Regions from separate parts of the Homo sapiens genome. Here region 1 is linked to region 2. The links are chromatin loops, found by intact Hi-C in ENCODE. Cell type or tissue: dorsolateral prefrontal cortex. All regions are shown on one strand. Each heading gives the region's core, and the rest is flanking DNA. Links, peaks and the distances in the headings are about the cores only.

Evidence for each region. A loop is a pair of places that touch in the nucleus more often than their neighbours do. Peaks named below come from ENCODE experiments on the same cell type or tissue, not always from the same donor. Only the 100,000 strongest peaks of a DNase experiment are listed, where the experiment ranks them.
Region 1: a loop joins it to region 2, with 2.6 times the contacts of the local background. A loop is called at or near these places in 2 of 110 quality-filtered maps.

What each region holds. Positions count from the first base shown.
Region 1 is chr7:124,635,623-124,651,923 of GRCh38, reverse strand. It overlaps the pseudogene RNU6-102P. Among named protein-coding and RNA genes, the nearest start is that of GPR37, 120 kb to the left of the region's middle. In dorsolateral prefrontal cortex, for the core only: no CTCF peak of the experiment used is centred there; no DNase peak of the experiment used is centred there; H3K4me3 peaks cover 875 bases; H3K27ac peaks cover 2,076 bases.
Region 2 is chr7:124,175,074-124,191,374 of GRCh38, reverse strand. No RefSeq gene overlaps it. Among named protein-coding and RNA genes, the nearest start is that of TMEM229A, 150 kb to the right of the region's middle. In dorsolateral prefrontal cortex, for the core only: no CTCF peak of the experiment used is centred there; no DNase peak of the experiment used is centred there.

The DNA of each region.
Region 1 (16,301 bases), core at 3,551-11,550, 460 kb before region 2:
GGTTGGTTGAATCCATGGATATAGGACCCATGGATACAGAGGGCTGACCGTACTTCTATTTCTGTTTACAACAAGAAATATAATTGGGGGAGGATATGGGTAAAAGTGGCAGCAGGGAGACTGAGGAAGGAGTTCCTGAAAGGACAGAAGGGCTCTCATAGCGAAAATGGGGGAAAGCCAACACTCACTTTGCTTCTTTCCCACCTTGCTTAGCACTGAGAGTGTTTGTACATATCCCGAGTCTCCCATAGTGTATTCTGTATGTACTAGCTTGAAAAGCATTACGAAGAGAATGATAAGAACACCCGATTACATCTTTTTTCTTTCAGTGTTTATAGCCGTGTCATGCTGTCAAGAGTTAGTTTTCTCCTTCGGCTCAAATAAGCCATCACTCTGTTATTGTGGTTGAAACTCTGGAACACAGTCCGACTCCTGTTGTCATTTTCCAGCCCCAGGTAACACCTGCCCACGCCATGCTGGGCTTCACGTTATTTTTGAAGAATGCTTTCCACCTGTGTTAATACGATTTTCTCTGTCATTCACTTTGAGAAAGAGATACACTGTCTTGATACTGCCAATGCCACTCAAATATTGAGCCAGAAGAGTGACTCTATATTGTTCAGCTGTCATTATTATCATCAAACAAACATCCAGTACAGTCTGGAAGATAATCTTGCCTACAAGCTGAATGAGATTTCAGAAAGCCCAGTTGCTTCTGACATTTGCTGCCACAGGATAGAGGGATCATCCTTTAGGATCTTTCATCTCTTGTGGGTCTTTCCTCATACTAGCCTCTTGGTCTGGATGCTCAGTTATTTGTACCAATCAAAATTCTGCTCACTTTTTACAACTTAATACACATGCTACCTTTAAAAAGCCCTTCTGGATCTCTCAGCTGAATGTAATTTCTACATTTTATAATTTATCTTAAGTCATAGGCATTATACTCATAGTCCATTTATTTACGTCCACCCAATAGATTGTCAGGCTCTGAAGACAACACCTGGCCTTGCCCAGGACTGCACGTACAGTGCTCACAGTAGGTGCACTGGCTTCTTTTAAATAAAGGCTTTTAGTATCTGGATACTTGGTTTTATTAGATTAATCAGAATTTGGGTTGGCTTTTGAATTTGAGGTGGAAAGTAGTTTGGTAGATGCAAAATTGAAGACTGTAGGCAAAGGAACATCATAGGAGAAGCCAGTCAGTATAATTTACTGAGATCTTATAATATGCAGTGAAAATGTAATAGATGGTTAAAAGATAGGAATATAGAGAATGACGGAAGTTTAGATGGAACCTCAGGGAACACACAGAATAAGTTAAAGATTGCAAAATATTTAGATTTATATAGTAATTTTCTTTCGAGAAATTTAAGGGAATGATGGCAATATAGACACAGGTTAAACTATTGTTTACATATTTTATATCATCAGGGATGACATAATGCCTGACATCAAGTAAGAATTCAATTAATATCTGTGAGATAAAGTTTTGAACCTGCATATTTTGGGGAAAAAAAGTTTTGTTAGAGAAGGTGACTATGGGTTGTAGAAGGATGGTAGAGAAAACTAAGACTGGTATCTGCATCAACATTTTAGCCTTCCTCAACTTAAGGAAGATATATTGGGGGAGGAAAGGCCAGAGTAAGAACTGATCAGAGGAAAAATCTTCCCTGGTTAAAAGATGAGTATGATATTGGTTCAAATGCAAACTATTAGCATAGCTCTAATCAGTTCAACTATCAAGGCAGCAGATCACCCAACAGAAACTTGAGGTTTAGATCTGCTGTACCTCTGCAAGCTTTTTAAATGAATCTTAAATAGAGATAACTTTTCAAGACATGCCTCTCAGGCTGCCTTAAATCAAGACAACCACTCCTTACTTTTGGTCTGTCATTTGAAAAAGAAACACTCTGAATATGCCATAGTGATTAACCCTAAAATAATACTGACAATATTCTTTTCTGGCTGTAATGCTACATGAAGCATTACATGACTTTACATTACATTACATTACATTACATTACATTACATTACATTACATTACATTACATGAACAGTGACTACATGAAGTGGTACAAAGGAAAACGAAATGAAAGTGAAAGCAGAGAAGACTAACAGTCCAGCTTGCAATCCTTCATTTAGTAAATATTTATCAAAAAACCTACTATGTGCCAGTAAATAGCCCTGTGGTGGGGAACACATTGGCATGTTTGGGAATAATAAGGACGATTTGGCTTAGATCAATGAGAGATGGGAGGAGCAGATGGTAGGAGGTAAGATCTGGAAGATGGCTAGGGTCAGATCAGGAGGCTGCAAGCAGTTTGACTTTAGTTTAAGTGTGACGTCTAGATCCTGGTAGGTTTTGAGTAGAGCAGTGGTATAATCTGATTTTGTTTTGAAAAGCTCTGGCTGCTCTGTAGAGAATAAGCCACAGGAGGGCAGGAATGGAAACAGGGACACTGAGGAGAAGACTATCGCACTCTTTGAGTAACATAACAGTTGATGATGGCTTACACAAGGCTTGTAGCAGTGGGGTGAGTGATTGGATTTTGGAAATGTTTGTACATATAGATGGTAAGACTTGCTGATAGATTTGTTGCAGGGAGTGGGAAAGTTATTCAAGAATAACTTCTGGGTTTTTGGACTTTGCAACTAAATCAAATAGAGAAATTTGGAAGGGGCAGGCTCTGGAGGGAGTTGTTAAGATTGTGGCTTTGGGCAGATGCCTTGTAGACCCCCAATGGAGATGATCAATATGCTGTTGGATATATAAGCCTGGGGTGTCAGGGCTGGATACGTACATTTGGTATTCACTGGCAAAAAGATGGTGTTTGCATGAGGAGATTGGATGAGAGCCATAAAGAATGTATTGATAGAAAAGGAAATGGAACCCTGGGCTGAGTCCTGGGGCACCACGACATTTAGGACTAGAAAGAGGGAAAAGAGACAGCAGAGAAGACTGAGAATGAGAGGCTGGTTAAGAAGCAGAAAACTTTAGAGGATAGAGTATTAAAACCATGTCAATGAGGAAGCGAGTGTGTCAAATGCTGCTAGCAAACCTGCTATCAACCAGTAAGATGAAGATTGAGAATTGATCACTGGGCTGAGCAAGATGGAGGCACTAATAAATTGAAGTGTGCTGAGTAGACAGTGGGAGGTGAGAAAGTTGAGATAACTCTTTCAACTAGTTTGAGTTATAAAAGAAAGCAAAGCAATGGGCAGTTGGTGAATACAGGGAAAATTCATCTGTTGCAACAGAAAGGAATGCAAAGTTTAAGAATACACATGCCCCTAGAAGTCAAATTGATATTGAAAATATGAGACTGTTATCTTAAGATTGCAAGAAAAAAATGGAAAACAATTTTACTCTTTTCCAAAAGCATGTATCACCATACTTGTTGCTTGATGGAAGGCCAAATTATGGATGAATGAAAACTACAATAGGACTTGTAAACTCTCACTTGGTGGAAATTTGCTTTCATGTTTTATGCTTACTTATAAGTTGTTTAAATCAGCAATTTTTGTCTGTAGAAACACTTTCTAGTCAATTCTGTACAGAAAAATAAACAACATAAGAACATTTAAAATGTTTTACATTGCTGTTTAGGCATCAACCTGAAACATAATTATACTTTGATTACTATCTCTTGTCTAGCAGGTCTGAGTATAAAAAATACAATAGTGGCAAATTCAGTCACAACAGATGATTCTACAAATATTCTTATGTGCTGTTATGTAGCAGCATAAATAAATAAACAAAACTCAGCCTGCTCTTCTCAGTCTCTTCAGATTGCAATATTCAGAATTTCAATGCTGTATTTGCCTCTACCTTGCTCAGTAACTGTGGAACAGCAAGTTAGCCATTCTATGGCCATTTAAATATGTAAAATTGTTGACAAAGGATGAGTATTTTAAGAGCTTGGAATCTTCTTAATAAAGCACTTTTAATGCTCATTTTTCTTATATTTTCTATTATAGTAAAATGCACATAAAATATAACATTTTAATCATTTTTTTCAGTGTACAGCCCAGGGATATTAAGTATGTGCATACTGTTGTGCAGCCATCACTGCCATTTGTATCTAGAACTCTTTTCATAAAAGTATGGAAAACTTCATCAATTTGCATGTCATCTTTGTGCAGGAGCAGTGCTAATCTCTGCTTCATTCTAATTTTAGTATATGTGCTGCCAAAGCCAGTACTTTTAAATGCACATTTTAAAGAAAACATTTATTTACAGAGAAGGGAAAAGAAAGAAACTGTGACCTTGAAGACAGTCATAATCTTTTGATTATTATTATCAAAATAATAGCTTAGATCAATTCCATAGAGCTCCATACCAGGATACTGGGGCATGGAGAGTGACTGTCATGTTCTTCCATAACATGCCTTTTGATTCTACACTCAGAAGCAGAATATAGAGATGGATTGTCTGATCCAAAATGAATATTGCTATATTTTTCTAATTTTCTGGTTGAAGATGAGAAACTGAAAAATAATTCAAACTCAGATTAATTGAGTCTTTCTATATGCCAGACATTGTTCTAAATAATTTATACACATTGTTTGCCTTAATCCAATAAGAACGCAATGAGATAATTTTCTTACTTTCATTTTAAAGATAATAAACCTGGGATTGAAATGGTATAATTGATTACTCAAGGCCACATAATCAGTAAAGGGTAGGTGAAAGAAGTAGCCCTAGGTTGGCCTGACTCCACAGTCCTTGGTCTTAACCTCTGTGTTCTGTTGTGTTCTATTTCTCTCTTTTTTAAAAGATAGCAGGCCATGCCTGCGCATACGTTTTAGATTTATGGCCTTAGTCTCCCCAAATCATTCTGTTTTTATTAATATATTATTTTTTCTTTTGCAAACAAATATTTATATGGTAGACAATAATACTTACCTGATTATGGTTTGAACCTGTGTTCTCACAATTCTAAGTGTTTTCTCTGTTGATTTTAAAGCCACTTCATTGAGTTATGGTTGACATACAAAAAGCTGTACCTATTGAATGTACACCAAGTTGATGAGTTTGAAGATAAGTATACACCCGTGAAAACAACACCACAATTTATGCCATTAACCTGTTCATCACATCCAAGTTTCCTCCTGCCCTCTTATTTTTTATTATTATTATTTGTGATAAGAACACTTAACATAAGATAAATCCTCTTAGCAAATTACAAAATATACAGTACAGTATTGTTAACCATAGGCTATGCTGTGCAGTAAATCTCTAAGACTTATTTCTCATGTATAATTGAAACTTTGTATCCTTTGACTAACACCTTCTGTCCTTCCCAGTGCCAGCCCCTGGAAACAGATTTGTGGATTTTAGGGTACAGGGTAGGATTTTTTTTTTTTTCGATGGAGTCTTGCTCTGTTGCCCAGGCTGGAGAGCAGTGGCACGATCTCGGCTCACTGCAACTTCTGCCTCCCCAGTACAGCAATTCTCCTGCCTCAGCCTCCCGAGTAGCTGGGATTACAGGCACCTGCCACCACGCCCAGCTAATTTTTGTATTTTTAGGAGAGATGGGGTTTCACCATGTTGGCCATGTTGGTCTCGAACTCCTGACCTCGTGATACACCTGCCTTGGCCTCCCAAAGTGCTGGGATTACAGGCATGAGCCACCGTGCCCGGCCGGGAAGATTTTTATCAATGTCCTTTGGTGCAATTTCTCTATATTCATTCTTGTAATTTGCTTATTTCTGAAATTATGCCTTTGAAATTAAAACGTTTCTTGAAATAAAACTGCCATGCCAGAAGACACCCTATAGAACTCAATTCAGTTCTTACAAACATTCCTGCATCTACGTTCTGATTCTAACACCTGTTACGTACTAACAGATACAGCTATTTCCAGAATTTGTTCAAATGGAACTTTACTACCATACGCTGAGTTATTCGGGAAGTCTTAAATATTTGTAAGCTGTTGGTGAGTTTTCTGCTTATTTAGACTTTGTTTTGTGGGCTTTCCTCACAGAGCGCCCACCCCTGGTGTTATTAGGAGCTCTCTGCTATAGTTAGGTGGAAACAGTGTGGTTTGGAAGACACCTGATTCAGGTTTCACTTTGGCTCTCTCACTTGTTGTATGTAATGTGTAATTATGGTCAACTTTTTCCAATCTCCAAGCTTATAGGCAGTAGGAATTTCAGACTTACAATCAAGTAGATATTTTTATAGTTGAGTAGAAATATATTTCATGTTTGTTAGAAGGAGTGGCAGAGAGGATTGGGAAATGGCTTTAATTTTATGCTAACCAATCTACACTGGTGATAAAGTGATCTGAGGTCCATGTTTCTCTCTTCTCTCTTCCTTCCCTTCTCTCCCCTGAGCCTCTCCCCCAAGCAGGCCTGACCAACCACTGACACTGCCTCATGGATTCATGGATATAGTTGGATCATAAGAGCAGGAGGCCAGGCACAGGGCACAACTTTCCTAATCCCTTTCCTTTTACTCCCTCCCTTAAGCACTGGATTCTAACACTGCAGGTTAACGAGTCTCTGCACCAAGGTCAGCAGGCAACCTTATTGTCTAAGGCACCAGCCCAGCTTTTCTTTTCATTTCCAATTTTGTTTACTCTCATCTTAGAGACCTGCTTATTTATTTATTAGTATTTTTTAGAAAATGTGGTATATTTAGAAAACAGAGTACCACTATTTAGCCTTTGAAAAGAGGGAAATTCTGCAAGAAGCAATGACATGGATGAACCTTAAAGACATTATGCTGAGTGAAATAAGCCAGTCACAGAAAGACACATACTGCTTCATTCCCCCTATATGAGGTATCTTAAATAGTCAAATTGATAGAATTAAAGAGTGAAATGGCAGTTGCCAAGGGCTGGTGGATGGGGAAAATGGGGAGTTAATTATCAATGGGCATAAACTTTCAGGTGAGTGATATGAGTAAATTATAGAGATCTGCTGCACAACATTTTAAGATAATTTGTAAGTGGAAGCTAAGCTATGGGTACACAAAGGCACACAGAGTGGTATAATGGGCATTGGAGACTCAGAAGGGGGAAGATTAAGAGGTGGGTGATAAAAATCTACATACCGGGTACAGGGTACACTACTCAGGAGACAGGTGTGCTAAGACCTCAGAATTCACTACTATGAAATTCATCCATGTAACCCAAAACCTTGTACCCTAATAGCTATTGAAGTATTTTAAAAGATAGTTCATTCGTATGGTTAACAAAAATGTACTGAACCCATGTTAGACACTTAGCCATGGCATTTTTAAAGATGAAAGAAGCATAATTCTCAGTGTTCAGACTTCATGTAGTACATGTAAACAATTATGAAAATACAGTGTGTTAAAGCTAATAATAGAAGTCTGAGCAACAATCTAAAGGCCCACAGAGCAGACAGTTGAGTGTTTATTACATGTTATGAGGCTTCCCAAGGCAGGTGATAACTGAGCTAGGTATTGAAGGGTGAGTAGAAGCTTTTCAGGCAGAAAAGACAGAAAATGGCCTTCAAGGCTAAAGAATATCATATGGATGTAAAAGCACGCACTGACCTGTAGTCAACAATACTGTGTTATACACTCAAACATTTGTTAAGAGGGTAGATCTCATCTAAGTGTTCTTACCCATAATAAAACAAAAATTAAAAATTAAAGACAGCTGCTTTTGCAATATAGCTTTCCGGTGAGGAAAGCGAGATTACACTAAGGTTTTGTTAAAATTTCCAAACAGTATCTGGTCCCTGTTACCTGGGAATGTTTCACATTGCCTTGATTTAATTTTGTGGAGCGTAACTGCTGAAATTTTGTGGCTTGTTGTGCTCTTTTAGATTATGTTGTACAGAAAAAGATTTCTGACTATGTACCATAAACATCTACTTTAAAATCAGGGCAATTGTTTAAAATGAACAGGCTTTTGAATTCTTGAAGATGTACATTTTCCATGTTATAATTTAGGAGATGAAATGCTGTTTTTAAGTTTGATTCTCCTTTTCTCTCTAATATTCATTTATTTCCTGAAGATTGTTCCAAATGCAAGTCTTGATAAATCAGACAATATTTCCTCAACGTGAGCAATTGTCAGTGCTTTCAGCTTCCAGTTCTGTTGTTTCAATTTTAATTGTTATTTGTGCTTTTTGAGAAAGAAGTTTTTTAAATGAACACAAAGTTTCCTTTGTCTGATGTCCTGCAAAATGAGCATGTCTGAGTTGCATCTATTAAAAAGTCTTACATGAGTCAATTTTGTTATTGTCAGCCCCCAGCCCCCACTTTTGTTTACATGAGTGAACTAAGAGGAAACAACTGTTATTTGACCAATTTGTTTAAATCATAAGTAACTATGTGTCTCCTAGAAAAATGGCAGGATGTGTTTTTAAATTCTGAATGTTACAACTAAATTTAGCCAAAGTGCATTGCTTTCTGAATGCTTCCAAAATGGAACACTGTGCTTTTGATTGCTGCTTTTGGAGTCTCATTAAGACACTAAAAGGTCAAAGGAACAAGGACTGGAGCAAAATACACTCATTTACAATACACACAGCACAATTAAAGTGTAGAAACCAGGCTTACACACCATGTGTTTATCCCAGGATATCTGTATAATACAGAGTCCTCTTTATGTGGGTAGCTGATGTGTCTAAATGGTTACATTTATTCTGCCAAATGTCTACAGAGTTTTTACCAGTGGAGAAATGTTTTAGATTGCCTACTGTTTCTTCATTATTTCTGAAGAGAAGGTGATATCAGATCAGAGTTTTTAAATAAAATGACATCTTTATCTCCCTAGATTTCTACTTTATTAAAAGATAGGCATTCTTCATAAGACCTCTGCTATTACACATACTTTTAAAATTTCATGAGTTGAGAGGGAACACAATGATTTCTGCCCTTGGAAAGTCTCTCATTGAGGATTGACATCAGATTTTGACATAGAATACACTGAGAGTACAAACTAACTTAAAACTCAGTTTTCCCAGAAGAGTCTGATCTAGCTTGCAATTCAATTTTCTCAGGCACATTGCAGGAACTTGTTTCTGCTAGTAATAAGAATATTACTTTCATGTGTATGTGATGATGTCCTAAGTGGAATCAGTGGGAGCTTTCCTCTAATGTGAACTCACCCTTTAATGTTTTTCTTACCTAATATATTAAGAGAAATAGAATAGTTTTAAATACCTTGGTACTTGTTTTTCACATTATTTGCCTTTTATTCTCTTTGGATCTTAAATATCTCAAAACAAATTTTAATAAAGAAATACCCAAACCTAGCTTTTTGTTTCCTTAATTGATTACTACAGTATTTAACATTCTTGCACGTATTAGAACCTACCATATTCCCGACACTGGTTTAGACGCTAAGAATTTAGCAGTGAATCTAGATGCCAAGAATTCAGCAGTGAATTATGCAGATAAAAATCTTTGCCTATATCAAACTTCCATTTCTTTGTATACATACCTATACTCCTTTGTCCTTTCTACTTTCAACGTCTGGCAAAAATTCAAGAATTTGTTCACCAATCATATCATTTTAAAGGTTACATAACTTTTTGAGGGAATAACTCTGAATTATTTCCAATGTGAAGAGACATCCCTTATGGTCCTCTTTGCAGATGAGAACTAAACCCAATGCTATTTAATGAGTTTTTTAAAAATCAATAAACAAGATCAGTATTTCTCAAAGTGTGTCTTTGGACCACCTGTGTCAGAACCACCTTCAGAGTGCTTTTGAAGTTTCTGAGATACACTTCATAGATCCTGATTCAGATACCTGGGTGAGGATCAGGAATCCATATTTTAGTCAGCAAACCAAGTGATCATTACACGTGCTGAAATCTAACAATTAATTACTTTTTTAGACACGGAGGTGAAGAAAACAATAATTAAATTAGAAGATGATCATAAGAAATTGGACAAAAAGGATAGACTTGGAGTTTAGAATTACCAGAAAACTACTTTAGGACAAAATGGAAAATGATATTTGTAAAATATGGATAAAAAAATGTCAAGACAAAAGTTGATCATGAGGTTACATACACATATACATAAAGCATAGGTGCGTAGTGCAATATAGGTAGTGAGTAATGAGGTTCACATATTTATGGTGTTTTCCAACTGGCTGTGTGGACCCTTCTCTTCTGTGTCCCACTGATGTTATTTTCATTTTACGTATGAAGAAGACTGGAGCACAGAAGCAGTAAATAAGTTTTCTGAGGAAACACAGGAAGTAAATAATGGATCAGGGCTACAAACCCTGCAGTCTAGCTCCACAGTCTAGGCTCTCACCCACTCCTGTCACTAAAGGGATCTAGGAATCATCTCAAACCCCAAACATACTGCTTTATGAACAAACTGTAGAGCAGTGAAAATGATTTAGCACAATATAACATGCTAAGTGTTTATGATCTAAGGCATCATTGATCAAAATTAGCTGGGGAATAGGAAAACAGAATAAATACAGATCTATGTGAGGTGAGCGTCCACTTATACAATTCAGGGCTGTATTGCAATTGGTTCTAGATGAAAGTTAATAATCTAAAGCTCCCATAAAGCTAAAATAAGTTCATACTCCATCTTAATGACTTGCTTCTGCATACAACTTTCTTAAGACCTCCCTATGAAACAATTTAACTAAAATTCAAGTTGAATTGTTCTCTCTATATGCATTATTTTGACCCATAACCTTTAAACTAGTTACAAAGAAAAAATTAAAGGCATATAATATCGCATACTAAGGCCTTCCTAGAATACCCTCAAGGATTATGTCATGGAAGACAAAGCTACAATTAAAGAAAGAAAAGTCCTTTAGGGTATCTAGGTTTGCACAAAATCTTATGTTTGGCATATTATTTATTGTCAAGTGCCAATGTGAATTATGCTTACCCTGTTTTCAATGTAGAATGCTCCGAGACACTCTGTCATCATCATTTTCTTAGGCTATCTAATCATTTAATACTTAGTTTAAGTGCTGTCACCTATTTAAAGCTTTTCTGTATCACCCTACTTTACCTAATCTCTTAGTCCTCTCTTCTCTGGAAACATAAAAGTATTCTCAAGATATAAAATGGTGTGAAAGGGTGAAAACATTATTTTCTGAATAATTAGCACTGGAATTTTTCCTAAGAAGAAGTCTATTTCTGGCTAAGGAAATACTTCACATCTGCTTGGGGAGAGAATATAAGACCATGAGAATGAGTGTCACCAAGGGACAAGTGAAAGACAAAAATGAACCACAATTGGGAGTGCCAAAGAGTGCAGACTGAAGGGAGGAGCAGAGAGACACGCAACACTAGGGGAGCCGGACCCTGAGAGAAATGGCCCAGCAGATGTCTAAGATAGAACTTTCAGTCATTTGTGTGACTGTAATATAAACTTCCTTCTTCCCAAACATTTGTGGATGAAGCCTGCTACACACACAAAGGCTTGTTTTACACAGACGGTTTACATGACAATCAAATGAAAGCAACGGAGGTATGTGTCAAAGCTAGAGAGGAGCAGAGAAAATGAAGGAACAATAAGCCATCAGAAGCTGAGCAGAAGATGGAGTATTAAGAAGAAGGGAAAAATCAGAACCAGAGACCACTGGGAGAAAGGGCTGGGAATTGGCAGAAATTCAGAGGAAGACATTAAACTTCCCACTGGACGATAAATAAGGTTTAGGCTAATCTTATAGGGACTTTGAGGGGTGATGAGTCAAGTGGACATTTGGAATAGTAGCCCTTTCTTTAATTACCATTTTATGTAATTATGCCTTATTCTGTGACCTATATTTTGAGTTTCTAGTTAAGGTATTTTTGTCTTTTCATTTATTAATCATTTTCTGTATGGTATATTATGCAAACTGTAAGCTGCTACATATTTATTGATTTATTTTTGTATAAGAGTGAAAGGTGTGGTGGATTTGAATGAAAGTTTTATGATCCCAAATCCTAATTTTATGATCTTTAAGTCTTCTCTTGTGAACCTTCTTACGTTCTGGGTATTCAAATGCTTATAGAAACTGCTTTTTGAAAATAGCTTTGTCTATGCTTCTATTTCTAGAATGTTTTAATTCTTAATATTTTAGTGGATTGAAAGGGCTATGCTTTTAAAATAACACCTATAAACGACATTTCTAAATAATACTGTTCGTTTAATTTTCCTAGAGTTAGTTTAATTTCCCAGCAAGTATTTCAGACTTTATATATGTTCTAAAGTTTATGATTATTTTAACTTTGTGAGTTAAAAATCTGTGGCTAAGCTCATTATATTTTCAATACTGGAAGTGCATCTATTTTCCTATGAGGATTCAAAATTTTTTCAGTAGTAATACTTGAGATCTACAAGTTTGTTGGAGGATGCATGAAAAGGTACTATTTGGTACCCATTATGGGTAAAGAAACCAAAGCATAAATAAGTGGGTAAGGCACAGAAGGCACTTTATCTTTGGAATTCTGCTTACAACTCTAACAATAATTTCTGTGCCCTGAGAAATTTTTTCATCTGCAAGAGAGCTATTCTGTTGATCTTACACATATTAGTTCCGTGGTTTGCAACGAAGATTTGAATTAAGTTATGCACGAATAAGTCTAATATATTTATATTGTGATTTTATAACCACCCACCTTGTGAGGCAGATATTATTTCCACTTTACACATAAATGTGGTAGGCCTCCAACAGTTCACACTTCCATATTGACTTATGTAAGTGTGGGCTGGAGTAAGTAGCTCATTTCTAAAGAATAGAATGTGGCAAAAACGATGGGATGTCACTTCCAAGATGAAGTTGCTGAGTTGGTGACTGCCATTTTGCATGCCTTTTCTTCATGTTTCACTGGCTAGCTCTGAGGGAAGCCAGCTTCTGTGATGTAAACTGCCCTATGGAAAGACTTATGTGGTAAGAAATTGACATCTTCAGCCAATGGCCATTGAGGACCTAGCCATGTAAGTGGCTTAGAAGTGCACCTTCCCCTGTGGAGCCTTGAGATGACTGCACTCTGGCTTAGACTTTGGTTCACTCTGCAAGACACTCAGAGCCAGAGACATCCAGCTAAGCGCACTTGGGTTCCTGACTCACAGAAAATAGATAATAAAAGATCATTTAAAAAAAAGCTGATTCATTTTTAGATAACTTGTACTAGATAGCTAGTACAAAGAGGAAGCTGAACTCCAGAAAATTTGTATGATTTGTACAAGGTATCACACATAAAGAATTTAAAACTCAGGGTTTTCTGACCACTTGGTCAGAGAAGGGCTCTCTAAAAGGTAGCACTGAGCAGAAACCTAAATCAAATGAGCCATGTGAACATTCAGGAAAAATGTACAGGCAAAAAGACATGGCAAGGGCAAATGTTCTGTGGTAAGAACAACGGAACAGCAAGAAGACCAATGTGGATAGAACAGAACAAACTAGAGAAACATGTATCAAAAAGATAGGCAGAAGCCAGGTATGCAGAGGCTGATAGCCATGGTAAAAACTTTGAATTTTGTTTTAATTCAGGTAAGAAGACATTAGGGTGTTTTAAGCAGAGAAATGATACGATCTGATGTACTTTTTAAAAGAGATACTTTTGGTGATTTGTAGAAATGGGAATGAAGAGCAGAAGGAGTAATGACCGGTAAAGAGACTTATCGAGAGGGTTCACTTTTCTGGTTAAGAGATTGTGATGTCTTGAACTAGAGAAGTAGGAGTAGAAATGGTTGTAAATGGTGGATTTGGGTACATTTAAAGGTAGAAACAACAAGAATTGCTGATGGATTGGGTATAGATATCCTGAAAAGACACCTGTTAAAGATTATTTTTATGTATTTTTAAACAGTTTTGTGAATTGTAGGTTGAGTATCCTAAATGTAAAAATCTGAAATTCGAAATGCTCCAAAATTCAAAACTTTCTGAGCACTCACATAATGTTCAAAGGAAATGCCCACTGGAGCATTTCAAAGTTTGAATTTTCAAATATGAGATCCTCAACTGGGTAAACATGTAATGCAAACATTTCAAAATCTGAAAAAAATCTAAAATCTGAAACACTTCCAGTCTCAAACATTTCAGATAAGGGATGCCCAACATGTTATAGTTTTGTTTAATGAAATGGAGGATACTAGAAGAGGGGCAAATTGGGATAGAAGATGGGAAATAAGAATTTTAATTTAGAATATTGCACAGAGTGACAAAAAGGCCATTAAATATATACGTTTGGAAGTAATTGGTGTAGAGATGCTATTTAAAGCCACGGGTCTGGTGGAGTTTACCTAGAAAGTGGGTCCAGATAGAGATGATATAGGAAAATTGAGACCTGATTTATTCTGCTTAGTGGTCAGGTAAATTAGAAAGATCCTGCCAACCAGACTAGGATGTAGCGGCCAGTTCAGTGGGAGGAAAGTCAGAAAAGTGTGGTGTCAAGACAGCTACATTAAGTATTTCAAGGAGAAAGAATTAACCAAATGTGTCAAATATCAGTGACAAGATGAGGAGACATTTACCAGAGTGGACTGAGGGTACAGAGGAAAAGAAAGATATTTGGATAAGAATGAAAAGGTTTAGTTGTGACCAAAGTATGATTTAGGATTTTGATCGCTGGAACCTAATAGTTTCGAAATTATGACTGTACTTGGCTTTCACCAAAGTAGATGTCTAGATTCAAGGTGCTCAGGCTTTAGAGAAGATTTGGGCTAAAGGTACATCTGTAGGTATAATATAGTCTTGACATCCTCCTTAGATTTTGAGAAGATATTCATGAGTGTTATCTCTGGAAAGAGTTGACCTTTTCTTCAGGTTAACTACAATTTATATTTGATTTTGCCCTCTGAAAACTGGACTGAAATTAGATTTTGTTCTTTTCTGATTATCTTTTTGACTAGGTTTCTGGGGAGATAACACAGAACTTTCCTATTTGTCTTAGTCCATTTGAGCTGCTATAACAAATTACTACAGAATGAGTGGCTTAAACTACACACATGTATTCTCACAGTTCTGGAGGCTATAGTGCCAAAAGATCCAGTGTTTGGTTAGGGCACACTTCCTATTGTGCAGATTACTATCTTCTCCTTGTATTCTCACATGTCAGAGAACAGAGAGCTAGAGCAAGCTCTTATTTTTCTTCTTAGAAGGGCATTAATCCCATTCATAAGTGCTCCATCCTCATGATCTACTTACTTCCCAAAGTTCCTATCTAATATCATCACATTGGGAGTTAAGATTTTAACATAAAAAAGGGGGGGACGGGGTCACACACATTCAATCCATAAGAGCATTTCACATTTTGCAATTATTCTTTTTCTAGGAATAGATACGTGTATGCATATACACACACATACATACAGGTAAAGGATGGCACAATTTATATTGGACTTTCTTGTATTTGAGAACACACATTCTTAAAATAATAAGCAGAGATGATATAATTTTCAATGTTGATGAAATACCTAGGGAGCTATGTAGTAGCACTTTTATTTTGAAATTTCCTCTTTTTATGCTCTATCAGCATTAACCTCTCATCTTTTTCTTAAAAGTAAACTGAAGTCTTCTTTACATCTATCCCACCAGGGAGCCTAGAGTTTAACACATTCCGTGGGAGCTCTTTGTATACTTGATTTGTTCACAAGCTTTATTTTTAAGGAATAAAAAAGTGAAATCTCATCTGATAATTTTTAGTCTTTCCTACCTTAAAAGAAGAAATTATATGGTAAAATTTCCAATAAGCAACACTAAAATGTAGCTTCCTTTTGATAAGTGTAAATTTTTTTTCAAATTTCAAAGAAACAAGTTTCAGCATATGTGGTGTGAAACATTCCTTCGTTTATAAGATGTAACTAAGATTTTAGGTAAGACATCCTAAAGACCTACAGATCAATTTTCCCAATGATACATTTATGTAATGAATGGATTTTAAAACTAAATATGTTTTTGGAGAATATGATAAGTGATGTTTGAGAAGTTACTGGTTAGTTACAGAATACATTGTACAGGTAAAACGTATTTTTGCAGCATTTTACCAATTGGGACCTTTAGAATTAAGAGCAATGCTTCCTCAGAAATAAAATTTCATTTTAGTAGCTGACATTTCATGCCATGTAAATTAGAATAGTTTAAGTACTGAAGGGATAACCATATATTGTTTCAAAGTTGTTAATGTTTTCTGAGATGAAGGAGGAGATTAATTAATTAATTTGACACTATTGGTAATAAAAAATTAGAATTGTAAAAACTGAATATGGGAGAAATGTTTCTATTAATCAGATTTTGTCCAGGCAGGATGACTGTCCCTGTATGACTGGGGCACAGGGTATGGTTTTGAGATGGTCACCAAAGGGAGAAGTGAAACTAAGAGCAAGGCACTGAAAGGAATCA
Region 2 (16,301 bases), core at 3,098-11,097:
TATGACTGCTGACAGAAAACTTGGCTTAATGGTTTTACACTTAGTAGAGAAACAATCTTGAATAGTGGCCGCATTATAAAAAGAGAAGCTCATTGTTAGTTGAGATCTCACTGCCACATTCCACTTCAGAGAAGTTGGCTGGGGAGAAAACAACAATGAAAATCAATGACATTAAGTCTCTGGTGTATCTGTGATGTTATTTTTAAAAGACAGGCGAAATATGTTTTTGTTGTCATTGCTGCTGATCTGAATGTTATCGCTGGTGCCCTTGGCTGCAGCCTGCTGTGTCAGTGCATTATTCCACTTCTGCTATGCTGAATGGGAAGTGTTGGGGCAGAGGGGGCAGGGGGATGATGGTTGTGATCAGAGTGTTCTTAGGGGACAGTGCGTTGAAAGAAATTTTGTTGACTTTCAGAAACCACATCAGCACCCATATAACCTGGAAGTAAAAATGACTCTACCTTTCTTGTTAAGGTTAAATTATTTTAAATGGACACAACCATTTGTCCAAATGATATTAATATTTACTCTGCAGAAATCCATGATATTTTGGGACCAGGCAGCATCAGCCAAAGAGAAACAAATGTTTGGAGAATTAAAATTAAGAGGATATTTCATATATTCAGCAGAGAAAAGTCATATTGGCCAGCAGAAAAACTCCCAAGCAACCCTAATATGGTTTGGATATTTGTCTCCTCTGATCTCATGTTAAAAAGTGACACACCACCCCCCCAACCCTCTCCCCAGCCAAGCACAGTGGCTCATGCCTATAATCCGGCACTTTGGGAGGCCTAGGCCAATGGGTCTCTTGAGCTCTGGAGTTCGAGACCAGCCTGGGCAACATGATGAAACCCCATCTCTACAAAAAATACAAAAATTAGTTGGGCATGGTGGTGTGCACACCTATGGTCCCAGCTACTTGGGAGGCTGAGATGGGAGGATCACTTGAGCCTGGGAGGCAGAGGTTGCAGTGAGCCAAGATCACACCACTGCACTCTAGCCTGGGCGACGGAGTGAGACCCGGTCTCAAAAAAAAAAAAAAAAAAAAAAAAAAGCGATCCCTCCCCACCAATGTTGGAGGTGGGGCCTAGTGGGAGGTGTTGGGTTGCAGGGATGGATCCCGCATGAATGGGTTGCTGCCTTCCCCACGGTAATGAGTGGTAACGAGTTCACTAGAGATCTGATTTTTTAAAAGAGTGTGAAATCTCCCCCCTTCTCTCTTGCTGTATCTCTCCCCATGTGACATGCCTGTTCCCCCTTTGCCTTCCACCATGATTTTAAGCTGCCTTAGGCCCCACTAGAAGCAGATGCCAGCTCTGTGCTTCCTATACAGTCTGCAAAATTGTGAGCCAAAATTTACCCCTTGTCTTTATAATTTACCCAGTCTCATGTATTCCTTTATAGCAATGCAAAATGAGCAGACAAACCCCAATCTAAAAAACTTACAACAGAGTGTTTCCTTTCAGGAGAACAATTATAAATGGAGGATGTTTCTTAAACCCAAGGCCAGAGTTCCTTTTGTTACTACAGCATTTTAAAGAATTCTGGGAGACACTCAGAGAGAAGCTAATCTACCCCATACCTCCAGTTAAGGTGGGGAAAACATTATTAGCTGCTGAGTAGATATAGATGGTAGTGGTAGAACAAAATGACATGACGGCATCGATCCTAGCATGAGACAAGAGATACCTGTGGGGTACAAAAGGCCAGGGGTTTTGGGCAGCCACTGATGAAAGAGGGTGTAAAACTGGCAATGGCCATGTAAAGGGAGGAAGAACACGTGCTTGCCAAAATTGAGATGATCTTTAGAGGATACTCAATAGGATTAAAGGAAAAATCAAACATTTCACATGTCCATCTCATAGGCTACCTTTATAAAATATCTCACAAGACAATAGAACTGAATTTAACATTAGGATTTTAAGAGAAGGCATTTTAACTTGAAGCAATATAATTTTTAAACATGTGCTTGCATTTTCAATGTTTCCTCTCCATAATTTATAAGCAAGGAGAGCTAACATACAAAAGCTTTCTGTTAAAGTCTTACATTGTAATGACAATTTCTCACGGGGAAAAGAAAAAACACAACTCCGCTAGGCTTAACCTAGTAGTAATCTCAATCACATTTCAAAATTCCCTATGACATTCACAGAAGCATGATGAGGAAATGTCTGATGTGGTTGCGGTAGAGGATAGTGCAACTATACACAATATATAAAATATTTAGACACTCCTGCTTTTATTTTGGTTAAAGCCTAAGACATATCATATCAACGGAGAAAATGAAAGCTGCAGATAGCTCCCCATTGAAGCACCTGGAGCAGAGCAGCGATTTAATAAGCTAGCATGTCAGAGAACTAAAGGATATATTTTGATAGAAGGAAGTAACCTTCAAGGTCTGGGAGAAGTTTTCAGATGGAAAACTGTTTTTCACCAGAAACATAATATTGAGTTAGAAAAGATCTGTAACACCTGCCATTCATCTGTGCTTGGGGAAAAAAAAAAAAGCTAGATACTAAAGGTGGGAGAGCCTGTGCTACATGCAGATGGTGATGTGGCTCCACTAAAAATAGCTGAAGGAGGCCCCTCCAGCACTAGCAGGAGGGCAGAGGGCAGATAAACAAGCATCCTAATGAGAAGAAGCACCCCAGGAGGCCACACTAGAAAAGCTTTAAAAATAAACACACACACACACACGTGCACACATACACAAAAATTATACTAAGAGCATTTTCTAATATGTGTATAATATTTCAAACACATTACCTCATTTGAGCTTTTTAAAAAAAGATAAAAAGAGGTTGTGATCTCTTGTATACCAATCTCCTGTATACCAATAAAGAAACGTTGATTCAAAGGAGTTAAATGTTTTGTCCAAAGTCACACAATTTATAAAGTTGAAGCAGAGTATTGGTGTATTCAGTATTTAAGAATATCCAACAGTTCAAAAGCACATAGCTCTTTATACTAAGCTATATATGAATATTAAATACTAGCCTTCCTGAGGGTCCTTTGTGAATTAATGAAATTAAATTGCTGCAATCCTGTCTTTAGGAGGAATTCCTTTTCTCTGGGGTCCATGAGGAAGGATTTTCCCTAAACACCATCAAGCCTCTGTCATCCCTGTTCAGTTTAGCACGTGACAGGTTTCTGATTAAAAAGCAGGCCAACACGTCCAAGGCTGTAGTTGTCGTCAGAAGAGGCTACAACTACAGGAGGCTCCTGTGTACAGCATGGCCTGCAACTAGCTGAGTACATCTGCCTTATTCTGGGTTTCAGTTAACAGGCAGAGTCTACTCTCATGCTAAGCTATCTTTGCAACTTTCACGCCATTATTAACAAAGAAAATATCTTAGATAATATTTTTACTCTTCATCTTATTTCCCAAGATGTTGCTATCTCAAATGGAGATGAGGGATGATATTTATTGAGGACCACTTCAAAAACCCTAACTCTAAAATAATGCTATCATTCTAAGCATAAGTGCCATTAAGATTTCAGATCTAGGTTATCAAGTTCTGGGATTGAGTAGTCTGGCCTAAACTCTGAGTAGAAAAGTTCAATGCCATATTTTTTAAAATCTCCATAAAAGGCTAAGAGAGTTAACTAAACAGTAAATATTTACCTAGAGGCTTAGGAAGATGAGCCCAGAAATTTGGTGTCGCTTTTTTCTTGCAGATTCCAAAAGAAATGTCAGAGAGGATAAGACATTGAATAGTGCCTTTTGAAGGCCTTCTCAGGATAGGGATTTCAAAATTAGAGTAGAAAGCTGTAAGAATTTGAGAAAGGGAAAAAATACTAAATCTTGTAAATAAAAAGCAGTAGTTACACCTTAGTGTAGACTGAAGCTGAGATTTGAACCATTTCAATTCTTGAAATAGATTCGAACAATTCTGCATTGCTAGAGACACCATGAAGTACCAGCCTGGAAGATGAAAACACAAGTCTTCTCTGGAGACAGAAAACATCATAAAAGACCTTGGATTATTTCTACAAACAATTTTGCAATGACAAGTACCTACACAATAAAAAATAACATGCATAAATTGACAGAAAGACAAAAAATAGAAATATGAATAAAAATATGTATTAACAATTAACAAAATAACATATCCAAATGGCCAGCAATTATAAAAATACAACCAAAATCTCAAATATAAAAACATAATCAAAATCTCATAAATGGAGAAATAAAAATTAAAAATGAGATAACGCATTTGCCCATTGAATTGGTATACATTAAAAAAGACTATCATATCTCTTTCTGCTAGAGCTATAGGATAATCAATATAGTACAAAAAAAGAAGCCTTCAGGTAAAAATGTTGACTTACACAGCCTTTTAAAAAAATTCAACATTTATTAAAATTAAAATAAATATGTCTACTATTTGGTTTAGCCATGAATGGACTCTATCCCACAGAAAGAAAACTAACAGTACATGAGGACATATGTTATTGGTGCTTACTGCTGCATTATTCTTAGTGGCAAGAAAAAGAAAAGAAAAATATTAATTCTTATGCAGTGTATCTGAATATTCAGCAGTCATGGAAAACATGTCCAACAATCTTTAATCAATGGAGAAATGTGTCAATTTACACAAGCTGGAAAGACGTTTCCCAGAATTCCCTTCTGGTATGGTTGCATTTTAGGGTTACTCACAAGACAAATTTGCCCAAGATTTGAAAGGCAAAAGTGAAGCAGTAGCCATCACATTATGAAGGTGAATATAGGTGCTGGGAGCCACTACAATTCATTACATTATTACAGCTTGCATACAGTGTAGCTAATCTAGTAGTTCACCTTGTTGGTCTGCAGCAGCTGCCAGACCCACATCTACTTCAACTCCCAAGGAATCTTCTCTTCAGCTTCTTTGACTCCTGGGACGGGCACTTGTGCAACCCCATGGTGAAGATCATCAGCTTTTTCTTCTAGGTCAAACACATAGGCAAGCTACAGGCAGTAAAACACAGACGTGGATTCCAGTTTGACTTCACAGCTTCTAGTTAGGCTTCATCATTTGCAATTTTTTCTTACTCTTCCCTGCTTCATTTCCAACTTTTCTTCCTAACTACTGGCCCTTCTAGCCTACGAAATTGTCAGCTTCACACCATATGCAGTGGTAATGGCCCTCCATTGGCTCCTTCTCCAGCTTCCACAAATGCATTGGGTCTAATCTCTATAATAAATCCCTTTTCTTTTCTTCTTCTTCTTCTTTTTTTTTTTTTTTTTAGACAGGGTCTCACTCTGTTGCCCAGGCTGGAGTGCAGTGGCGCAATCTCGTCTCACCACAACCTCTGCCTCCCAGGCTCAAGCGATTCTCCTGCCTCAGCCGCCCAAGTACCTGAGATTACAGGCATGTGCCACCATGGCCAGCAAATTTTTTTATTTTAGTAGAGACAGGGTTTCACCATGTTGGCCAGGCTGGTCTCAAACTCCTGACCTCAAATGATCCACCCACCTTGGCCTCCCAAAGTGCTGGGATTACAGGCATGAGCCACCGTGCCTGGCCGATAATCCCTTTTCTATATCATTGAAAGTTGTTCTGCTTCCTAGATCAAACTGTGATACAATTCCCATTAAGAAAAAACAGGTAAAAACAATGATTACAGAAAATGTATAACATTAAATTTATGTAAAATTATGTGAGAATATAAGTATATAAAGAAATTAAAGGTTTTTAAGAAAATATATAGAGAGACGTCAAAGTATTTTTGCCTATATCTCAATGAATAATCTTATATGTGTGTATATATACACACTTATCTGAGAACAACCCTCAAATGGATGAGGGAAAATGTCCAGGATTTCTTGTCTCCGTTTTCCTTAGCTCTCTTTATCTTGATTCCTAAAAGTTGACAAACATCACAAAATCCAGAAAAAGTAATATAGTATTTGTATTAGTTAACTGTCTTACATACTTATTGGCTATATTTTGGAATACATTCTGATTACCTCTTCATATACATTAATATTTTCTATAAAGATAGTAGGAAAGGAATTTAGTATTTTCTCTAGCATGGTTGATGACAAGTTATTTGTTATCTGTTATTGACAATTTAGCTTCCCAAATCATTGTCATGTAAATTCTTTAAATTGTTGTTAAATTTGGGGAATTATCTATCAAGTTTCTTTTGTAGATGAGCAATAAGATTTAAAAATTTGTATGATCTGTAATATGTTAGGGCATTTCAAGTTCTGTTGTGTTGTAACTACTCTGTAATACTCTTTGAATTGACAGTGCTCATAATCACGTTGTTGTTAATGTCATTGAGTCTGTTTTTTCAAAGGGGTGTAGAAGAATTTTTGGAAACCATTCCTTCACTTGGATAGATAGAAAACACCCTGTTCACAATGTGACTACAAACCAAATAAATACAATTCCATTAAACGCAAACTTAAATTTATCAACTTAACTTTTCCTTAGAGTGTCATGTCAAAAATGCCTGTGGTCACTCCAATGCCACCCACATAAGGGGCCATGTGGCCAAATGGAGGTCAGAAAATAGAGACTGTGGTATTAATTGACTGTGTTCAAATATTTACTTTTATAAATTTTACAAACTCTGCCAATGCTTCTCATGAAATGGCCTGTGGACCTGAAATTCCTGAAGATTAAGGTTTTTTTCACTTCATGATAAATAATAGTGAAACTTTCATCAAATATCAGCAAGATTTTGGTAAAACCTGTTACTTAATTCAAGTGGCCTAACTCCTAATCCACAATGTCTTTCTTATTCCTTGTTTAAAAAAAAAAATCCAGAAAAAAGTTGGCAATTTCTTCAGTACAGGAGTCTTTTTCTCTCCTACCAGACCTAAGTTAGTGTGAAATATCAGAGATTTAGAATTGTTTATTTTCAGAAATCAATCTTAGAAGTAGCATGTTATAATAAAAATACCTACTGGACAGAAGTGGTGTTAGGAAATTTAGATTGATAAATCACGCTGTGACTGATTAATTTTGGTCAAGTTAACTTCTCTAGGGCCTCACTTCTCACCTGCAAAATAAAAGCCCCACTAGATTATTACTAAAGTTATTTTCTCAGCCTAAACAGTGAAAATTCTTAGTTTCCTACTTTATCTCTCTGACTCCAGTCTGTCCATTTCCAATTTGTCCTATTCACCCCATTCCAAACTAATATCCCTAAAATTTCCTTTAATCATCTTATCCTACAATATAACAGTTTTACTTTCATTCATTCATGCTATAATATTAAGGAATTCTACAATTCAGAAATTTTCTGGTGATTTTTAATTGTTTTGTGCTTACAACATATTTTACATATGATTTATTCAATATATTATTTCCTGAAATCCGAACACAAGAAAAATATCTCAACATCATATGTATTGTGAGAGCAAAGCCTGTTGTCTTGGCAAAAGCAAAACTGTCTTTATTTTACTTCATTGAGTTGTTACACTTGAAACAAATAATTTTAAAAAAGCTGTTTCACTTTTATTTACACTGCAACCATTGAACAAGACAGCTCACAGGAACACAATTTGCTCTTCTCAAATTGCCCTGGCTGATGGCATCTTAATTTGAAACAGCAAACAGATTGCTGTTTAAAATAAAATAAAAGCAGGAACATCTAGGAAGCAAATAGCTTCCACTCTTCCACCACTGACAGCTACAAAGTTATCATTGCTTCACACCTAGAAGTATCACAAAGAAAGCTACAACCAGTACCCATTCTCAGAACTGCATTCTACAGCCCAATATAAATTAAATAGTGTTATGAATACTAGAAGGCTTCTGTTCAGAGCTTTATGACAGCCTGGCAACCAATTCACATAACGGAAAAGTGGTTCATTTGGTTGATTAGCACTGAAATTCATCATCAATTTGTCTAGATTTTGATTTTTCATTAAAGAAGCATTTATATGCTAAGATTGTTTTAAAAGATACACAGCATTCACTAGATTCTATCAAAATAATAGTCTAATTCGACAGACTAGTTATGTCCTTTAAACACTTAAACAAAAAAAAATAGTGATTTGGTCAAATGTAAATATGCTCTGTGACCTGTTAAATCCACATCTCAGATTTGGGGATATTCAAGTTACAAGTTAACATATATGGCTCGATGGTCTCTGTTGTTCTCAATATATGTTTTATATAAGTAGGTTGAAAAAATTAAAGTGACAAGGAACAAATTATGGGAAAGGGAAAAGAGAAAAATGATTTGTATAAATTCAGTTTCTCTTTTTCACTGTGTGGCAGTGAAAGGTACCAAATTCTGAGAACTAGTACTCAACTTTCAACTTAGTTTTATTGTATTCTAAATGTGAAAAGCTATGAATTGGAAGAGAAGACAGCTTGCCAATGTAAATTAAATCTTTTTCAAGGTAGAGTATCATTCCACAGAATATATTAAATAGCTACCAGTTAAAAATTTTTAAAAGACATAGAGCCTAACAGTTTCAACATAGTACTCTAATGATCAAATTGAGGTTCAACATAATAATCTAAGAATCAAATTATTAATCTAACACTTAATTGCCAAAGCCAATTTGGCAATTAAATTTTGGTTCAGGCAATGAAGAGTTAAATTAATAATTTGGTATCTAAAAGAGAATTCTAAAAGCAATAATGATAAAGTACCTGAAAACAAAAATGTCATGGGCCTAAAAATTTCACTTTGCAAAATCAGACTGCTGTGTCAAAGTTCAATGATAATGATTCTCCATTCTGTTTTAGTTTATTTTCAGGATTTTGAAATTACCTTCCTTTGTGTATGATGACAAAAAGAATATAATGTGGGTAGTGGTAAGCCATAGTGTCTTTAGAGAGATTTTGTGTTATTAAATTTTCAAGCAAATCAAGGTAGATAGGTAAATATTTTCTGGCTCCAACTCTTTGTTTTAAAATACGCATTACTGAATTCTACTGACATATTTCACAATGTGCTTATGTGAAAAAGCTAGACTCTTATTTATACACATACATGAGATAGAATATTCCTGCAATAAAGGCTGTGCCCTTCTTTTCACCTGCTGCCCTCCCATGTCAACTCACATTATGGTAAAAATATCTCTTCTGCATTTTTCCAGTGGGACTTAACTTTAAAAATCCTTACTTTTGGATCCAATCATAGACACATTCTTCCTCTTCTTTACCCACCCCCTTCTCTCTTGCCTATCTCCCTTTATTCTGTTTACTATTACTTTTTCTACTTGCATCTTTTCTTCCCTTGTTAAATTCTGACTCTTGGCATTCCTGAAAATCAAATTTTTAGATGATATTCTCATTAAACTGACAAATGAATGAATCTCAAAAAAAGAAAAGGGCAAAACAGTTTTCATGACCCCTTCAATTTATTCAAGCTGCTATGGATCTGAATAGCTCAATTATAAGCGCTTTCTATTCCACTCTTCTTGATATATTAATTAACCAACAATTTTTCAAAGTCTACTGAAGTAGAAAAAATTCATTGTATGAAATGTCAACCAAATTTTTTGGGGGTATGTTTTCTACCACCTTTTTCTTTCAAGAAATAATATATAAGCTGATGGGAGGCTTAGTGTATGCCTTTTCCAAAGTATCTAATGTAGATTTGATAAGATTCAAATGATTCTGCTGAAAATATTAAATATTTCAGAATGTCTAACTGAAGAGCATTTTCTTTGTGAACTATTGTGGGGAAACCATCTAATCACTATTTGTCAGCTGACATAATTCATAAAATTCATTTAATTTATAGATTTTTTGGAAGGACCTTATAGTTCAATTACTCCAAATTTCTTAATGTGCCAAATAAGGAAACCAAGACCCTAGAAAGGATAAGTGATTTCATTTCTCCTTCCACGCTGTCAACAAATATTTATTTGGCACTAAGTACATGCCAAGTACTGTGTTTCTTGCTGGCAATGTAAGTATGAAAAAGACAGTGTTTTTGTCCTAAAGAAGCTGATCACCTCCAGGGGAAGATGGACCTCTAGTTCTATTATAACACCCATGTATGAAGTGATAGAGGGCACAGCCGACTGATGAGCCACTTCTGCTCAAAGGGACATGAAGGGTGCCGGGCTGGTCCAATATTCTTCCCACTCCACCACAGAGCATACTAGTTGTGAGACAATATAGGAAAGAGACTCAGTCCTGGCAGACGAGACATGGTAACCAAGACTGACACGGACGGGAAGTGCTGGGAAGGGAAGAACATGTTCCCTTTAAATGATACAGAAGAGGGGAAGGGAAGTGCTGGGTAGAGGGGAAGGGAAGTGCTGGGTAGAGGAGGCCGTTGTCCCTGGCTAGGCTCCACCCCCCATAGACCTAGGTGAGGACAGGCATTTCCTGCCCAAATGTTGCATTTCCCAAGACCACCCTGGCTTGCCACGCCCCCATCCTGTGCCTATTAAAAAAAAAAAAAAAACCTGATACCCTAGCAGGCAGACACAGGTGGGCCGACTTTGAGAGGAGTAAGTCAGCAGAATAAGACACAAGTGGCTAGAGGTCGAAAAGGACATGGAGGGAGCACAAGCACACTGACAGACACCGGACAGCCGATGTGATCAGTGGGATGAGGCAGAGTTTTGCCGCGGCAATCAGAGGAGAGCTGGGGCTGCGGAGCGGCCCAGCTCCAGGGAAAAACCGTCTCTCTTCTGGCTCCCTGATCGTCTAAGAGCTACTTCCACTAAATAAAACTTTGCACTCATTCTCCAAGCCCACCTGTGATAAGATTCTTCCGGTACACCAAGGCAAGAACCTGGGATACAAAAAGCCGTCTGTCCTTGTGACAAGGTAGAGGATCTGATTGAGCTGGTTAACCCAAGCCGCTTATAGACTGCAAACTAAAAGAGCACCCTGTAACACACGCCCACTGGGGCTTCAGGAGCTGTGATCATTGACCTCTAGACATTGCTGTCGGGTCACAGCCCCACAGCCTGCCCATCTGTATGCTCCCACAAGGTTTGAGTGTTGGGGCACTGAAGCAAGCCACAGCCCCCACTACATGCCCTGCTAAGGGGACAAGGAAACCTTTCCCGTTTTCAAGACCACATGGGCGTCACATGTCCAGGCATATTCCCTCCCTTACCTTCTTGCCTCCCTTAATAAGCTGACCCAAGTTATGTAGCAGAAAGATGCCTCCTCCTAACTTAGCTGACCAAGCTGAATTCCCAACCATGAAAGAAAGAACCTACCCATTTATTTCCTTGAGTTACTTCTCCAAAGATTGTCAAAGCGGGACTCCAGCATTCCTGATAAAAATCTAATCAGATCCAGCCAGCTAAAGACAAGATGGCCTCTAGTGCTGAGCTTTCACTGAGTTTTTCCTCACTATAATGTCATTACACCCAGAGGTGGAAATTTAACATGAGACATGAAATGCATGAAGAGGCATGTTGTCGAACTGCACAGGTGCTAAAAGTTCCCTGCCTCTTCATGCCTGCATATTGCTCCTTTTTACCCCTCGGCTTCCTTAAAATGACAAGAGCTAAGCCCCTGCAGAAGTTAGCACCAGGATCCCTTTCTCATACACTGCCCCCTTGCTTTGCTTGAGCCACAAGCCTATCAAACTTGGCCTGAGAACAATTTCTGTTTGGCCTGGTGTTATTTTCTATTTATGTGAGAGCCAAGAACTCAGGGACCAAACTGCTGCAGTGATTGTACCCAGCATTGCTTCTAATTGATCAAAGCATTTATTCTACTTGGTTGGTACCTCTTCCTACTTGTTATTAAATATTTTGATTCTCACCCATAGTACCAGAGAAGGCTTCAGAGAAGATAATATTCCTGAGCTGAATTTTGAATGGTGTTTCTAAGTACACCAGATAGAAAGGCTACTTCAGCCCAAGAAAGTAGCACCAGTAAAGGTACTAAGTTTGAAATTGCAGAAATCATAAGCTTAATAGTTTGTTATAGATAAATTACAGTGTGTGTTGAAAGTTGATGAGAGACACGGTGACAAAATATGTAAGAGTTCAAAAATAAAATTTTAGAAGTCAAAGTGTTTGTTGAGATAGGTGGCATAATGTGGTTAGAAGCATGATCTCTAGAGCCATGTACTCCTGGATTCAACTCACAGCTCTGCCACTTAATGGCTGTGTAAGCTTGGGAAAATTATGCCTCAGTGCCTCATTTAATCATCTGAAGAATGGGATTCATTAACAACCTCATAATGTTGTGTGATGGTTAAATGAGCTACATACACATATAAAGTAGTCAGAGAGTTCCTGAGATGTAGTTAGTGCTGTAGAAGTTTAATTGCCTGTATTATTTATGATGTAGAAAATGAAAGCCTTGAAGAAAATAACTGACATGGTCAGATTTTCATCTCAGAAAAATCCCTTTGATATTTATCAGTAGTGTAGCTAGTATGGGGTTAAAATGGCTTAAGGAGGAAATGTTATTTTCATAAACTCTGTTCACCTGGTATTAGTACTATTATATTACTTTTTACTTTAAGCTTGCAATGAGAATGAGTAAGATAAAATGTGTAAAGGTCCTAGAATAATGTTTAGAACAAAGGAAGCACTCCATAAATGTTGCTTATGGTTGTGAAAGTAGCAAGAGTAGCATGGAGGTGGTACTAGTGATTATTTTCCATTCCCTTCTTTTTAATCTTTCTGTGTGTTTTAATGCATTCAGGCTGCTGTAACAGAATGGCATCTACTGGGTAGCCTAAACAAGAAACATTTATTTCTCACTGTTTTGGAAGCTGGAAAGTCCAAGGTCAAGGTACCAGCAGATTCAATGTCTGTTGATGGCCTGATTCCTGGTTTGCAGATGGTCATCTTCTTGGATCCTCACACGGTGGAGAGCAGAGAACAATCATCTCTCTGGTGTCTTTTATAAGGGCAATAATCTTATTCATGAGGGTTACAACTTTATGACCTAATTTCCTCCTGCTATAGGCTGAATGTTTGTGTCCCTCCAAAATTCACATGTTGAAACCTAATCACCAATATGATGAAATTAGGAGGTAAGACCTTTGAGGGGTGATTAGATGAAGGCAGTACCTTCATGAATGAGATTAGTGCCCTTATAAATGAGGCCCCAGAGAGCTGCCTTGCTTCTTCTATCACGTGAGGACAGAGCAGGGAGGTGTCACCTATGAACCAGAAAACAGACCCTCACCAGACACCAAATCTGCTGATGCTTTGATCTTAGACTTCCCAGCCTCCAGAACCATGAGAGATAAATTTCAGTTGTTAGAAGTCACTCAGTCTATGGAATTTTGTTACAACAAGCCAAACAGACTAAGATACCTCCTAAAGCCTCCATCTCCAAGTACTATCATATTGGAGATTTAGAATTCAACATATGAATTGGCACTGGGAGGGACTAGGGGGAGTACAGAGTGATAAACATTCTGTTCACAGCCTTGTGCCACTTTATTTTGGTTGTGCCAACTATAAATAAGTTATAGTTGTTTCTAGAGTTTCTTTCTTGTAATGAAGTTTATATGTACTGTGATTACTTATAGTTGAACAAATTTCATTCATTTTATTTTATATTTTCTATTATCATATTATATCTTTGCCTGTTTTTTCTTTCCTGCCTACTTTGGAATTGAAACAGTTTCTTTTTTAATTCTTTATTGGTATTTCCCTTAAAACTTGTTAACACTCCTACTTAATTTATTTTAATAAAACCTGAGACTTAATCAGTGCCTCTAACCTTCTCTCAGGTAAGACATAGCAAGTAAGAGCTATTTATTCTACATTTCATCTAATGGTTGACTACAATGTTAGTTCTTCTTTATTTTAAATATTCAAAAAATTATATTTTTAGTCATTACTTTTTATTTTCCCAATATATGTTTATCAATGCCTTTGCTGAACATTTTTTCTTGCGTCACAATTTTTTCTTCAGGATTTATTTTTTTCTTGTTGCTAAAATATACCCTTTACAGAAATTTCAATTACATTCTCAAGAGAAGATAATACATTTTAGTCTTTAGATGTCCCAAAATATGTTTTTTTCACCATTGTTTCATTGAACAGTTTGCAATCTTAATGACATAAGGTCCAGTCTACCTGATTTTTTTTTTTATTATATGTAGCATTTAGAGTATTCTTTCTGTATAAAGACTTACATCGCTCTTCAATTTTGGAAATTGCTAGCTTCTCTTTCTGGAAACAGATTTTACTAGAGAATCTAAATCTATGCTTTATTTCTCTGAATTTCAAACACGCACACAGACACTCACATGTTTTATATATATATATATATACACACACACATATATAGACACACACACATATATTTATACATATATGTGTCTCTTTTTAGGCTGTAGTCACAGTAATTTTCAAAGTTCTCTATTACAAGTTTTTTCTTCAACTGTCTCAAGTATAATGTTCATTTTTGTTTCCATTTTATTAACTTTTTCTTCATGATTTACAAGTATGCTTTTGTTTCAGTAACCCCTACTTTTGTTTTATGGATATTATTTTCTCCTTTATTTCTTCAAGAATTTTAAACATGTTTACTTGAAGCACTTTCTAGATTATTTAGTTTCCTATTTTTGTGAGTAAATATTTTCTTTTGTTGCTTTTTGCTGTTGTTTTTATGTTTGTGTGTTAATTTGCAATGGCAGAGAATCCGTATCACGGAGTTGGATTTGTTCATATGCTTTGTAATTTTTGTTGATGTGTTTATTTTCCATTAATTTACTTTTCTTTCTCTCTTCCACGTCTTCTTTCTTCTTGGGCAATATTTAAGTAGTTTCAGCTCAGTTTTTAAGGGTTTACAACTCTTGGGCAATATTTAAGTAGTTTCAGCTCAGTTTTTAAGCGTTCACAACTCAGAAGCATGTTTTATGTCTCTTCAGGGATTTCACTTTTTAGAACTGAAGTCAATACCCTGTATTTGACTAATTATTAATCATTTAGAGTTTTTTGCTTTCTCCCTTCACATTCATAAGAATGATGTTTCTTAATGCAAAATTAGACACAAAAATAGAGGTTTCACAGGTTTCATTTATATATAGGGGAATATTGTATTATTCCAGTCTCACACTGCTACAGAGAACTACCTAAGACCGGGTAATTTGTGAAGAAAAGAGGTTTAATTGACTCACAGTGTACTAGTCCATTTTTACACTGCTGGAGAGAGCTGCCTGAGACTGGGTAATTTATTAAGAAAAGAGATGTAATTCACTCACAGTTCCACATGGCTCTGGAGGCCTCAGGAAACTTACAATCATGGCAGAAGGCAAAGAGGAAGCAAGGCATGTCTTACATGGCAGCCTGAGGGTGGTGGGTGAGGGGGGATGTCAAACACTTAATCAGATTTCATGAGAACTCACTCACTATCACGAGAACAGCAAGGAGGAAGTCCACCTCTACAATTCAGTCACCTCCCACCAGACCCCTCCCCCAACACCATGGATTACAATTCAACATGAGACTTGAGGGAAAACACAGAGCCAAATCATATCAAATATGGTCTGCAGTCCATTGACTCTTGTGGAATATATTCAGACTACATTTCTCTGAGGCACTGAAATCTGGAACTCCATTGCCAACTTAAGGTGCCAGTACCCTGTGAGGTTACGGCCTTAGCCCCACTTTGACACTATATATCAAATGTAAAGACTTTTACATTTTTAAAATAAGAATATGTATTTTTAATTATTATAATAATAATTGTATATGACTTATACATGTAGGAAATGGAAGAGAGAAATTGAGAGCATCCAGGTCTTCAAGACAGCACAGCCAGCTAGGGACAGGGTCAAAAAAACATGAATATAGTTTCCTTATGCCTAATTAAACACACTGCACTACTGATCACTCAGAAGTTTTATAGTCTCTATTGGTTTATGTATAATTTGCTCATTTTTCCCCAATGCCCATCATTAACATGAGCTGAATATAATCCCAGGCTTTAGAACATCCTCTCTCATAATTTACAAATTTTAAAAATATTTAATCAAGAACCGAGTCTTTGTATATTGTCCAAATAGCAAAACATTTTCCTTGAGAATTTCTCTCTGTATATATTTTCAATATAAAAAATTTCTACAGTGTATCATAGACATAGGATTTTTTAGTTCTTTAATGACAGATAGCAACAGATAATAGTAATGATAACTACAATATTATTATTAAGCAGTAATGTTCTTTGGCAAAGATGAGTATATGTATGTTTGTGTGATTCTTTTGTAAAATAAGGAATTTTACTGAACTGTGTTCTTGATTCCTAGGAGGAAATCTCTAAATCCTTGAAATTTTCAGAGTTTTATCAGTATCTTTGTTATGCCAAGGAGGCACCACATGGTCAGCCCCTAGATAGCTTCTTAACAGGGACAGCTCATGTTGGAAAACCTAATCATGTAATTAGAGGGTTAGA